Linked DNA regions of Homo sapiens: region 1 is linked to region 2. The links are chromatin loops, found by intact Hi-C in ENCODE. Cell type or tissue: PC-3. All regions are shown on one strand. Each heading gives the region's core, and the rest is flanking DNA. Links, peaks and the distances in the headings are about the cores only. Region 1 overlaps LOC105374548 (a long non-coding RNA gene). Region 2 has its middle 570 kb from the start of LINC02261.

Evidence for each region. Hi-C counts contacts between places; a loop is a spot of excess contacts. Peaks named below come from ENCODE experiments on the same cell type or tissue, not always from the same donor. Only the 100,000 strongest peaks of a DNase experiment are listed, where the experiment ranks them.
Region 1: it touches region 2 in a loop (6-fold over the local background); 1 of 110 quality-filtered maps calls a loop at or near these places.

The regions. Positions count from the first base shown.
Region 1 is chr4:27,711,397-27,716,790 of GRCh38, forward strand. The region is part of intron 3 of LOC105374548 (a long non-coding RNA gene); the gene reads left to right. Among named protein-coding and RNA genes, the nearest start is that of LINC02261, 500 kb to the left of the region's middle. In PC-3, for the core only: no CTCF peak of the experiment used is centred there; a DNase peak (open chromatin) is centred at 2,845; H3K27ac peaks cover 1,346 bases.
Region 2 is chr4:27,789,070-27,794,463 of GRCh38, forward strand. No RefSeq gene overlaps it. Among named protein-coding and RNA genes, the nearest start is that of LINC02261, 570 kb to the left of the region's middle. In PC-3, for the core only: no CTCF peak of the experiment used is centred there; DNase peaks (open chromatin) are centred at 892, 2,042 and 2,732; H3K4me3 peaks cover 1,556 bases; H3K27ac peaks cover 1,927 bases.

The DNA.
Region 1 (5,394 bases), core at 263-5,262, 78 kb before region 2:
TGGCGGTGCCTGCTACCTAAGTTGAAACTTAGGAAAATACCAGAAACTATTTTACTCACATACAGTTAACTTCTAATTATTCTTTGTTGACTTCTTTAACTTTTGATCCTCATTGTTTTCAGGAACATGTTGATTCTTCTACTGTTACATTGCTAATCCAGCAATGCTGATATTTTTGTCAATTTTAACTGAAACTTTCTTAAATGACTGATGACATTGTTATAGTTCTCAGTTTCCTTCTAATTTTTCTTTGTTATTTATTCTATTGGTGTCTTACTGTTAATGGCATTTTTATACATGTTTTGCTTGTTGGTTGCATTTGTGAGCAGGTTGAGACAATCTAATAGAATTCAAACAAACATCTAAATTGTCCTCGATGAATGTCCTCATTCTTTCATTAATTCAACATTCATTTTAGCCTTCATGTATGCACTTGCTGAGCACTTTGGGGTACTTAAAATTCCTTTCAATCAGATTAACAATAAATCTAAGCTTAAATAACTGTAATACTTGATAGAATGTGCTATGTCATAAAAGAAAGTTTGTGTATATGAGAAATAAAGTGCTATAAAATTAAACAAAAATGGGCTGGGCAGGGTGGCTCAAGCCTGTAATCCCAGCACTTTGGGAGGCCGAGACAGGTGGATCACCAGAGGTCAGGAGTTCGAGACCAGCCTGACCAACATGGTGAAACGTAGTCTCTACTAAAAATACAAAAATTATCCAGGCATGGTGGCAGGCTCGTGTAATCTCAGCTACTCGGGAGGCTGAGGCAGGAGAATCACTTGAACCCATGAGGCAGAGGTTGCAGTTAGCCAAGATTGTACCATTGCACTCCAGCCTGGACAACAAGAGTGAAACTCCATCTCAAACAAACAAATAAATAATAAACAAGCAAACAAATAAATAATTTAATTAAATTAAACAAAAATTGTAAGAGAAAAAAAAGTAAGGAAAAAAGTAAGAGAAGAGCTATAATACCCATCATGTGGAAAAGAGTGGTTATGAAAAGTGGGAAGGGATGATGAATATATTAACTCCCTGAATAATGCAAAGTGGAAGAATATATCACGAATTCCATCAACAACAGCTATTTCTTAATCTTATCTTTCATGTGCCAATCCCCCTTTTTCCAACCCCTATGTGCAATAACAGGTATACTATAAATATTTGTTAATTTATTGGTTATCAATCTGCAGTAAATCACCAATATATTCTACTGTATTCTCCATCCCCCAGAAAATACCAACTTTTGGAACATCGTAGTTTTATTAAAAAGAGGATTCCCTTCTGTATGACTTAAACAAGGCTATATTCCCAATTCTCCAACTCCAGGCAGATTCTTTACCCTCCAATTTCATTTCTAGTATTTAAGATAGAAACACAAGTCTACCTTCCTGAATTAATTCTGAGGCATCATTGGCATGATGTGTAAAGCTCTGTCATTTCCATAAAATAATTACTGAAAATTATTTGATATATTAGTTTTTTAAAAAATTTGGTTTTATTGCAGCTTTGTAACTTTATATGATTTCTCTGATTTGGGGAAAGTTTTTTTAAAAATTAAAGTTGTATGTTTGACTCCCATGCCTGTTATATGTGATTTTAAATTTTCCCTAAAAAAGCCTTCCCCCAAATAAATTCCTATTCTTTTCTATGTTTCATCTTATGACTTCCTCAAGACTCGTAATTATGCATTTTTTGGTTTCCCTGCTGTTAGGTATCCTCTAGGATGACATATTTTCCTCTTGCTATCATTTTATATCTCTACTTCTTTATATACTAAAGCCTCTCAAGTGCCAAAATGAAGGTTGATTCTCTTCCTTGATTAAGCTATTCTTCAATTTCTTCTTTACTACTCATTCCTTGGTCCACTTCAGTCCAATTCTGGCCGCACTATTCCACTGAGAGTACTCTTAAATAATCATTCATATATATTCAATGGTCCAATCTTCTTGCTTTTGTTCTTCTTGACCATTCAGTAGTTTTAATATTATAGACTATATTATTCCTTGAAACCATAACCTTTCTTGCCTTTTATGACACTATATTTAACAGAATGTGTCTTTATTCTTAACTTCCTTTTTTATCCTCTGCTTATCCCTTACTCCTTAATGGAAGGAGAATTAGTCAGAGTTCTATAGAGATATAGAAGCAGTAGATCTATCTATCTATCTATCTATCTATCTATCTATCTATCTATCTATCTATCTAGAGAGGACAGAGAGTGAGCAATTTATTATGAAGAATTGGCTGAGAATTCTGAAAATCTACAGTCAGCAACTAGAGAGTGAAGAGGGTTGATGGTATAAGTTTCAGCCTGAAAGTTGGCTGGCTTGAGACACAAAAAGAGCTGATGTTTCAGTTCAAGTCTGAAGAAGGGAAAAGACTGATGTCCCACCTCAAGAAATTAAACAGGAGGAGTTCCTGCTTACTTGTGGGAAGGCCAATCTTTTTGTTCTGTTCAAGCCTTCTACTGATTGGGTGAACCCCATTCATATTAGGCAGGATAATCTGTTTATCTAGTCCACCAAATCTAATGTTAACCTTGTCAAAAAATACCTTTACAGACACACCCAGAATAAGGCTTGACTGAAAAGATGTTGTTGCAAATGTGATGAATGTGCACTATTGGTGGAAATGTAAAATGGTGCAGCCACTATAGGAAATAATATGGTGTTTCTTCAAAAAATTGAAAATAGAATTATCATGTATTTCAGCAATTCCAACCCTGGGCATATCCTCAAAAGTGAAACCAGGGATTCAAACACACGTGTGTACACTCAAGTTTATAGCAGCATTATTTACAATAGCCAAAAGCTGGAAGCAAGCCAAGTGTCCATGGGCAGAGGAATAGATAAACACAATGTAGTCTGTACATACAATGAGACATTATTCAGCCTTAAAAATAAATGAAATTATGACACATGCTACAATGCAGATGAGCCTTGAATTGAAGACATTATACAAAGTGAAATGAGTCAGACACAAAAGACAAATACTGTATGATTCACTTATATTTGTTACCTAGCATATTCAAATCCATAGCAACAGAAAGTAGAATGGTGGTTGCTGGGGCCAGAAGAAGGAGAAAACTGAGAGTTACTACTTAATGGTGATATGGTTTGGCTCTGTGTCCCCACCCAAATCTCATCTTATAGCTTCCATAATTTCCATGTGTTGTGGGAGAGACCTGGTGGGAGATAACTGAATCATGGGATGGGTCTTTCCCATGCTGTTCTTGTGATACTGAATAAGTCTCATGAAATCTGATGGTTTTAAAAAACGGGAATTTCCCTGCACAAGCTCTTTTGTTTGCCACCATGTGAGACATGCCTTTCTCCTTCCACCATGATTGTGAGGCCTCTCCAGCCATGTGGAACTGTAAGTCCAATAAACTTATTTGTTTTGTAAATTGCTCAGTCTCAGATATGTCTTCATCAGCAGCATGAAAACAGACTAATACAAGTTGGTAGAGAGTTACAGTTTGGAAAGATAAAAAAAAAGTCCTGGACAAACATGATGGTAATGATTGCACAAAAAAAGATAAAATGATTGCACAAAAAAAGATAAAAAAAAGTCCTGGACAAACATGATGGTAATGATTTCACAAAAACTTGAATGTACTTAATGATATTCAACTATCCACTTAAAAATGATTAAATTGGTAAAGGTTACGTTATGTATATCTTACCACAGTTTAAAAAAATAGGCTATATGTAATACATCTGATGTCTCTGAATTAAGGCCCTCATGATTTAGCTGCTGTCTGAAGGTACCTTTTGCATGACCTAGGCTTCTCTCACTCTCCTCTACACACCATTATTTCCCTGGGGCCTGTATGTGCATAACCATGTACATTTCCTTATGTCTGCTTTCTCATTCTGCTGTATTTGCAATGTCTTTGCTCATGTAGAAATCTTGTTCTACATTGAAGAGTCTATATCCTCAGTGAAGCATTTCCATATATCCCCATTTAGAATCAATTACTTTTTTTTTTTTTTCTTTTTAGATAGAGTCTCACTCTGTTGCCAGGCTAGAGTGCAGAGGCACGATCTCGGCTCACTGCAACCTCCGCCGCCCGGGTTCAAGCAATTTTCCTGCCGCAGCCTCCCAAATAGCTGGGACTACAGGCGCCTGCCACCACACCCAGCTAATTTTTGTATTTTTAGTAGAGATGGGGTTTCACCGTGTTGACCAGGATGGTCTCGATCTCTTGACCTCATGATCCATCTGCCTTGGCCTCCCAAAGTGCTGGGATTACAGGTGTGAGCCACCGTGCCAGGCCCAATTAATGACTCCTTTATTTTTACCCTGTACCTTGCTTACTTATACCTTGATTATAATGTATTTATTTATACACTTGCTGTTGATGATTGTTGGCATTTGGTGGCCTCTATTAGATTATAAGCTCCTGGAATGCAAGGTGTCTGGCTTCTCCTTCTTTTCCTTTGCCTAGTTATCCCATAAATATTTGACCTGAAATTGGGACATCTCACCAATAACCCTCAAGATGAGTTCCTGCTTCCTCTTGTGTTATAAGAAGCAGATAAAACTCAACAATAATGAGAGGTCATTTTCTTTGTTTGAACATAGTTTTTAAGGTTTTGCATTCTCATTTATGTGAAAGATTTTTATTGTCCTCTACTTTTTCCTTTCGGTAGCTCCTAGACTCTATTATTATTTATATTAGTACAACTTAAAGGACTAGGGGTTGATCTTGTTTTATCAATTTGAAAAAAATATGGAGAATATATTATTTCAATTTTTATATTTGTGAGAATTCATAAAGATAACTTTTTCCTCAAGTGATTAGCTTAATACGTGGCAGTTATAGAACAGGCTAGCAATTACAGCAATCAAATGTTTAAAGTGTACACCACCACTTAACTGGTCTCATTGTTACATAAGTTGGAAATCCTGTATAACTAATGATGGATAACAGAGACACAGGCTTTTTTCATATTGCTCTGCTCACTCTTAGTTAACCTCTTCGAGTTGACTCTACTCTGCAGGAGTAAGCCACACTACCTTTCATGATGTTGGCTCCTGAATCTCACACCTGTCAGCATTGTCTTTCTAGATTATACAGAATGACTGGGTTACTGTTTAATAAATAATGCCTTGAAGAAGTTGAACTAACTAGAGGAAAATTACTGTATACATTGAGGTGTTCCTCTACTCCTTTCTCAATCCACAGTTCTGGGAAACTTTAATTCAACCTTGGATAGCTTTATATTGGAGAATGAAAAAAATCAAAGCACTCAAGGGTGGTCAGCTCTATTATTAGTGCCCTCCTCACTAATAGATATGAGTGCAGAATCTTCTTTCTCTAGACTTCATTGCTATAATAACCACTTATGCTGTAGAATCCACTTTGCCACTTTTTTTTTT
Region 2 (5,394 bases), core at 112-5,111:
CAAAACATGATCCTTTGTAACTACTCTCTACTAAGATCTATTATTTATGTGTTCCTCTCTGGCATGTATTATTTTCCCTGAAAATATGATTATTTGTTTCCCTGTGTGTGTCTTAGTTTGAAAATCGAGAGTGATTAACTCTACATATTTTTCTAGAGGTATTCACTATGTAAAAATGAACTGGTCTGATAGTAGTTACATTCATTTTAATATAAACAATCACTGTGGTGTTTGTTTCTCTTCTATATATTTTCCCCATTTTCAAAGGATCTTCTGGAATTGTCATTAGAGACTTTGTGTATGACTGCAAGAATTTGGTTTTTAAAAAGACCACACTCATATTGATATACTTAAGTTATAGTAATTCTGTTAACGAAAATTAGTCTGCCTGTCTCTGATACTGCTTTTAAAAAAAAATTATAAAAAGATATTAGCTCAGGTTGAATATTCACTAGTTTTAGATCTTATAATTACTTGATAATATATTTCATGTATTAATATGAAGAGACTTATACAATAGTCCTGGATGCTTCAAATTATCATCTTGGAAAGAGAAAAAAATTAAGCTGCCTGCAGCCTCAGAACAGACTTTTCTTCCTAGTCTGCCCACAGAAGCAATGCTGCAGAGAGATAAAAGTGACACTCAGTGATTTAATTATTGCTCCACTCCTCATTACATATGTGGCTTAATATAGCATACAGATAGCAGAGATGACAGTATAGATAGTCGGTTTGCTCCTCTTGCAACCTACAGTATACTCAGGCTCATAAATACAGCTCTCAATTTATTATGTTGCTACAAAAAAGCCCACATTTCTCTGGAAGGAGAAAGTGATACTCAGATACTATACTGCCAGTTTTACTAACATGTGGCACTCTGAGGGAATGCCCACAAACTTCCACACGTGATATTTTAAGTGTTTGCATAATGAGTCAAAATGTAGCCTTGTTGAGTATGTCCTTAGGAATTATCACAATATTCTAGAATTGTGTATTTGCAAAGGACATGCGATGTTACCAGATCGCGTGTATTTTAGCGTTACTAAATGAAGAGGATTGTGAATATCCCCTCAGTGATTAATGCTAATTGCTAATCACTCTTCTTGCTTTTAACTGAAATTTCTCACATTGCTGCTTAAAACTTATTTCTAGACTTCTGATGTTTGCAAATGATTGGCCAGTCTGTCTGAGATTCCTCTGCTCTATCCATCTTCCTAACAAAGAGTTCTTATCATGACACTACATTTTATCAGGAAAGAATCAGTGTGTGTTTTCAATGCCTGCAAAATGAAGTCCAGATTTTTCGAGGGTCTGCTTTCAAACCACAGCTGACCATTCCTTCTCTCTCTCTCTCTCTCTCACTATTTTTGTACTCTAAAATGTATCAGGTTGCCCCTTTCTCTCCTCTGTGGTCTTCATGCACACGTCTGTGTGTGTTGTGTGATGATCATGCTGTTTCACTGGCCTAGAATTTTTCACTGTCATCCACTTCCATCACTTTCCGTGTGAGCAAATCTAGTCTTTCCTTCAAGATTCTTTTAAAAATGCACCAGCATTAGTTTACTTATTCTATTAATTTAATGAACATTCATAGGCAACCACCATGCGACAGGCGTGGTGGCAGGTATGACAGACACAATGATACATCAGCTGGACTCAGTGCTTGCCCACTGGCTACTTACAGAATAGGAATAGTTCTTCCCCTAACAATTCTACCACTGAATGGGATTTCTTCATTTTTGTATTTCCCTAGCATTGCATTTATATCTTTACAAACCTTTCTAATTTTCTACCAGAGTCCATTTTGCTTTCTATCTCATGTGTGTGTAACACATACATGCACACACACATATGCATACATGGATACTAAATTTATATTTATATTCCTATTTAAATGCCTCTTTCCAGTTATCTGTTATGGTCTAAAAAATACCCCAAGCTTCATGTCTTAAAACAGCCATAATTTTATGTCTCGTAATTTTATGAAGCAGGAATTTAGGCAAGGCATTAGCACCGATGACTCACCTGTCTTCTATGATGTTTCCTGACTCTGCTGAGACGGCTAAAATTCTTAGGAGCTGAAAAGTCCAGGGATCAAGCAAACATTTTTTTCTGTCTCTCTCCACGTAGCTTCTTCATTGTAGCTATTTGGGCTTCCTTATAATATGGTATCCTCAGGTAAGCTAAAGTTCTCACAATGCTACTCAGGGATTCAAAGACGAGGGTTCCAAACAGTCCAAATAGAACCAGAAACTGTCTCATGACCAGACATCAAAAGTCATTTCTTCCACATTCTATTGTTGAGGCCAATCAAGAAGGCTACCCTAGATTCAGAGTGAGGGGAATTAGATTTACCTCTTAATGACAGGACTACCAATGTAGGACTACATATGTACTATGTATCCTTAAGCTACATAGTACATACCTTGTCTTTTCTAATAGACAAAACATCTTTGGGGACAAGGTCTGTCTCATTAATCTTTGTGTCACCTCCAGGTGAATTAATATTAATTGACATTAGTTGCCACAACAAACTTCACGTTCTCTGTGACTTAATATTACAAAAGTTAATTTTTTATTTATAATGCATTTCAGTCCTTATCTTCCACCCTTAAATAGATCCCAGTGTCTATACTAGTTATGAGCGTCTCTGCATGGGTCTCGTCCAAGCACTCACTCACTCAGGATGTGGGCTGCTTCCAACTTGTAGTTAAGCAACCCAAGGCAGTGACCTCTGTGTAACCACAACAGGGGAATAGGGTTGTATGGGATTCTGTGGAGTGTTTTATGGGTGCATAGGTTACATCACTTCTCCTCTCATCATTTTGGCTTAAATGTAGTTACACGGTCTCTAAGTGGAAAAGAGCCTGGGAAATATCAAGGAACACGCAAATATTTGAACTAGCAATTTCTGTCACACAAACTATTTTGTTTTCTTCTTTCTCTTTGGTCACTGGGTCTAGTCTAACATCAAGACTGTCTGGATGGTTCAAAATCCTTTTCATCAGCTTAATCATCATGTGAAAATATGTTCCTCTTCTTAATCCATTGATTCATACACTAAAAGAGGAACATTGGCTGGGCACAGTGGCTCATGCCTGTAATCTCAGCAGTTTGGGAGGCGGAGGCGGGTGGATCACAAAGTCAGGAGATCGAGACCATCATGGCTAACATGGTGAAACCCCGTCTCTACTAAAAATACAAAAATTAGCCAGGCGTGGTGGTGGGAGCCTGTAGTCCCAGCTACTCGGGAGGCTGAGGCAGGAGAATGGTGTGAACTTGGGAGGCGGAGCTTGCAGTGAGCAGAGATTGCACTGCTGCACTCCAGCCTGGGCAACAGGGTGAGACTCCCTCTCAAAAAAAAAAAAAAAAAAAAGAGGAACATTGATATCTCTGTCCTCTCACTTCTCACTTGCAATACAGGAAACTAATATATACTTATCTACTGGTGGGGCAGGACATCCTAACCACGTTAAACCCTACCATTTGCAAAAGGTCAGTCCTGTTCCTGTTCTCTTGGAGGAAGTTTGTTTTCATTTATCTCAGAGGTACTTGACTTTAATTTGTGAGTTATTTTGCTGCTAACCATTGTGGCCAAATCTGGAGGAGAGGGAAAAGTTTATGACAGGTTATGCCTCGTGGTCACACTGTCCTCTTCCTTCCCCAGTATGAATGATCAAGGTAATAGCCTCCATCCATGTTGCTACAAAATACATGATTTTGTTCTTTTTTAGGGCTGAATTTCATTGTGTGTGTGTGTGTGTGTGTATTTCAATATTTTTATGACAGAATTTCATTGTGTACATATATACACACAAATAGAGCCATAAATATATATACACATTGTGTGTGTGTATATCTATATTTCATGGTATGTGTGATGTGTATGTATGTGTGTGTGTGTGTGTGTGTGTGTGTGTGTGTATATATATAATATATATATATATATATATATATATATACATATCATTGCATGTGTATATTAGCTTCATCCAACCATCCATTGATGAATGCTTAGGCTTAGGTTGATTCTATGTCTTTGCTCTTGTGAACAGTGCTATGACAAACATATGAGTGCAGGTATCTTTTCTGACATAAAGATGTATTTTTCTTTGGATAGATACCCAGTAGTGTGATTGCTGGATAGAATGGCAGTTCTAGTTTTAGTTTTTTGAGAAGGCCCAATATTGCTTTTCCAAGAGGTTGTACTAATTTACATTCCCACCAACAGTGTTTAAGTGTTCCTTCTTGTCCACATCCTCGCTAACGTCTGTTATTTTTTGACTTTTTAGTAATAGCCATTCTGACATGTATAAGATCACATCTCATTGTGGTTTTAATTTGCATTTCTCTAGATAGTATTGATGTTTAGCATTTTTTGATATACTTGTTGGCCATGTGTATGTCTTCCCTTTAAAATTGTCTATTCATGTCCTTTACCAAAAATACATTTTAAGTAAAACCGTCTTAACAATGTTATGGACAAACACAAATACAAAAATTATTGGTAAAACTGTACAGTTACAGATGAACTTAAAAACTTCAAAGTGTCACACATTATATCAGAATAATCAGATACATGATGAAGAGGACAGTAACAATGGCCCTACAATTGAGAAGATACTCTCAAAGAGATTAAGTAACTTGAACAAGTTAATAAGTTTTTTTTAATAAAGCAAAATCTAGAGCTAGTTTTCTAAATTCAAAGTCAAAATATATTATCCTGGAAAAATAAAAGGACTAAATGTATGAATAATCTGTCTTTACTGCCCGTACCATTGAGTCACATTTTTTAGGTGTTTTTTTTTTTTTTTTTTTCCAAAGACTTATGGTAAATTTATTGAAGGTCATTAATTCTGGATTTAGAAGAGACTGTTAAATCTTACAGGCTTGGAAATCTTGTCATATATGTTTATGACTAAAGGAATTGAATGAGCTTGTTTTAGAGAAGCTGAGGGTAGACATGCCAGCTGTGGATATTTAATAGACTGTCAGAGCAAAGAGGTATTACACTACTCCTCAAAAAAGCAAAATTTAAACATTGGGTAGCAATTACCTAGAAGAAGAGAAGGCAGCCATATCTCAAAGTAAGGAACTGTTTCACAGTTAGAAGAGTCAGACAGTGGAGTTGTCTTCCCTAAAAGGTGTTCTATAGTAGGAGATTTTTCAAGTTAAAACTGCATGACCCTCTGGCATGACTTCATAAGAAAACAAAAAGATTCCGGCAGTAAGCAGAAGATTGGATTTTGGGACTCCTATGGGGTCACTCAACCAAATTATTAGAATTACAGAATGCTAGAAATGAAAGAAACCTTGGATAATACACCTTTACACCTCACTTTTAAAGATGAGAAACTAGAACTGTAGAAGTTAATTTATCTGCTTAATATCATG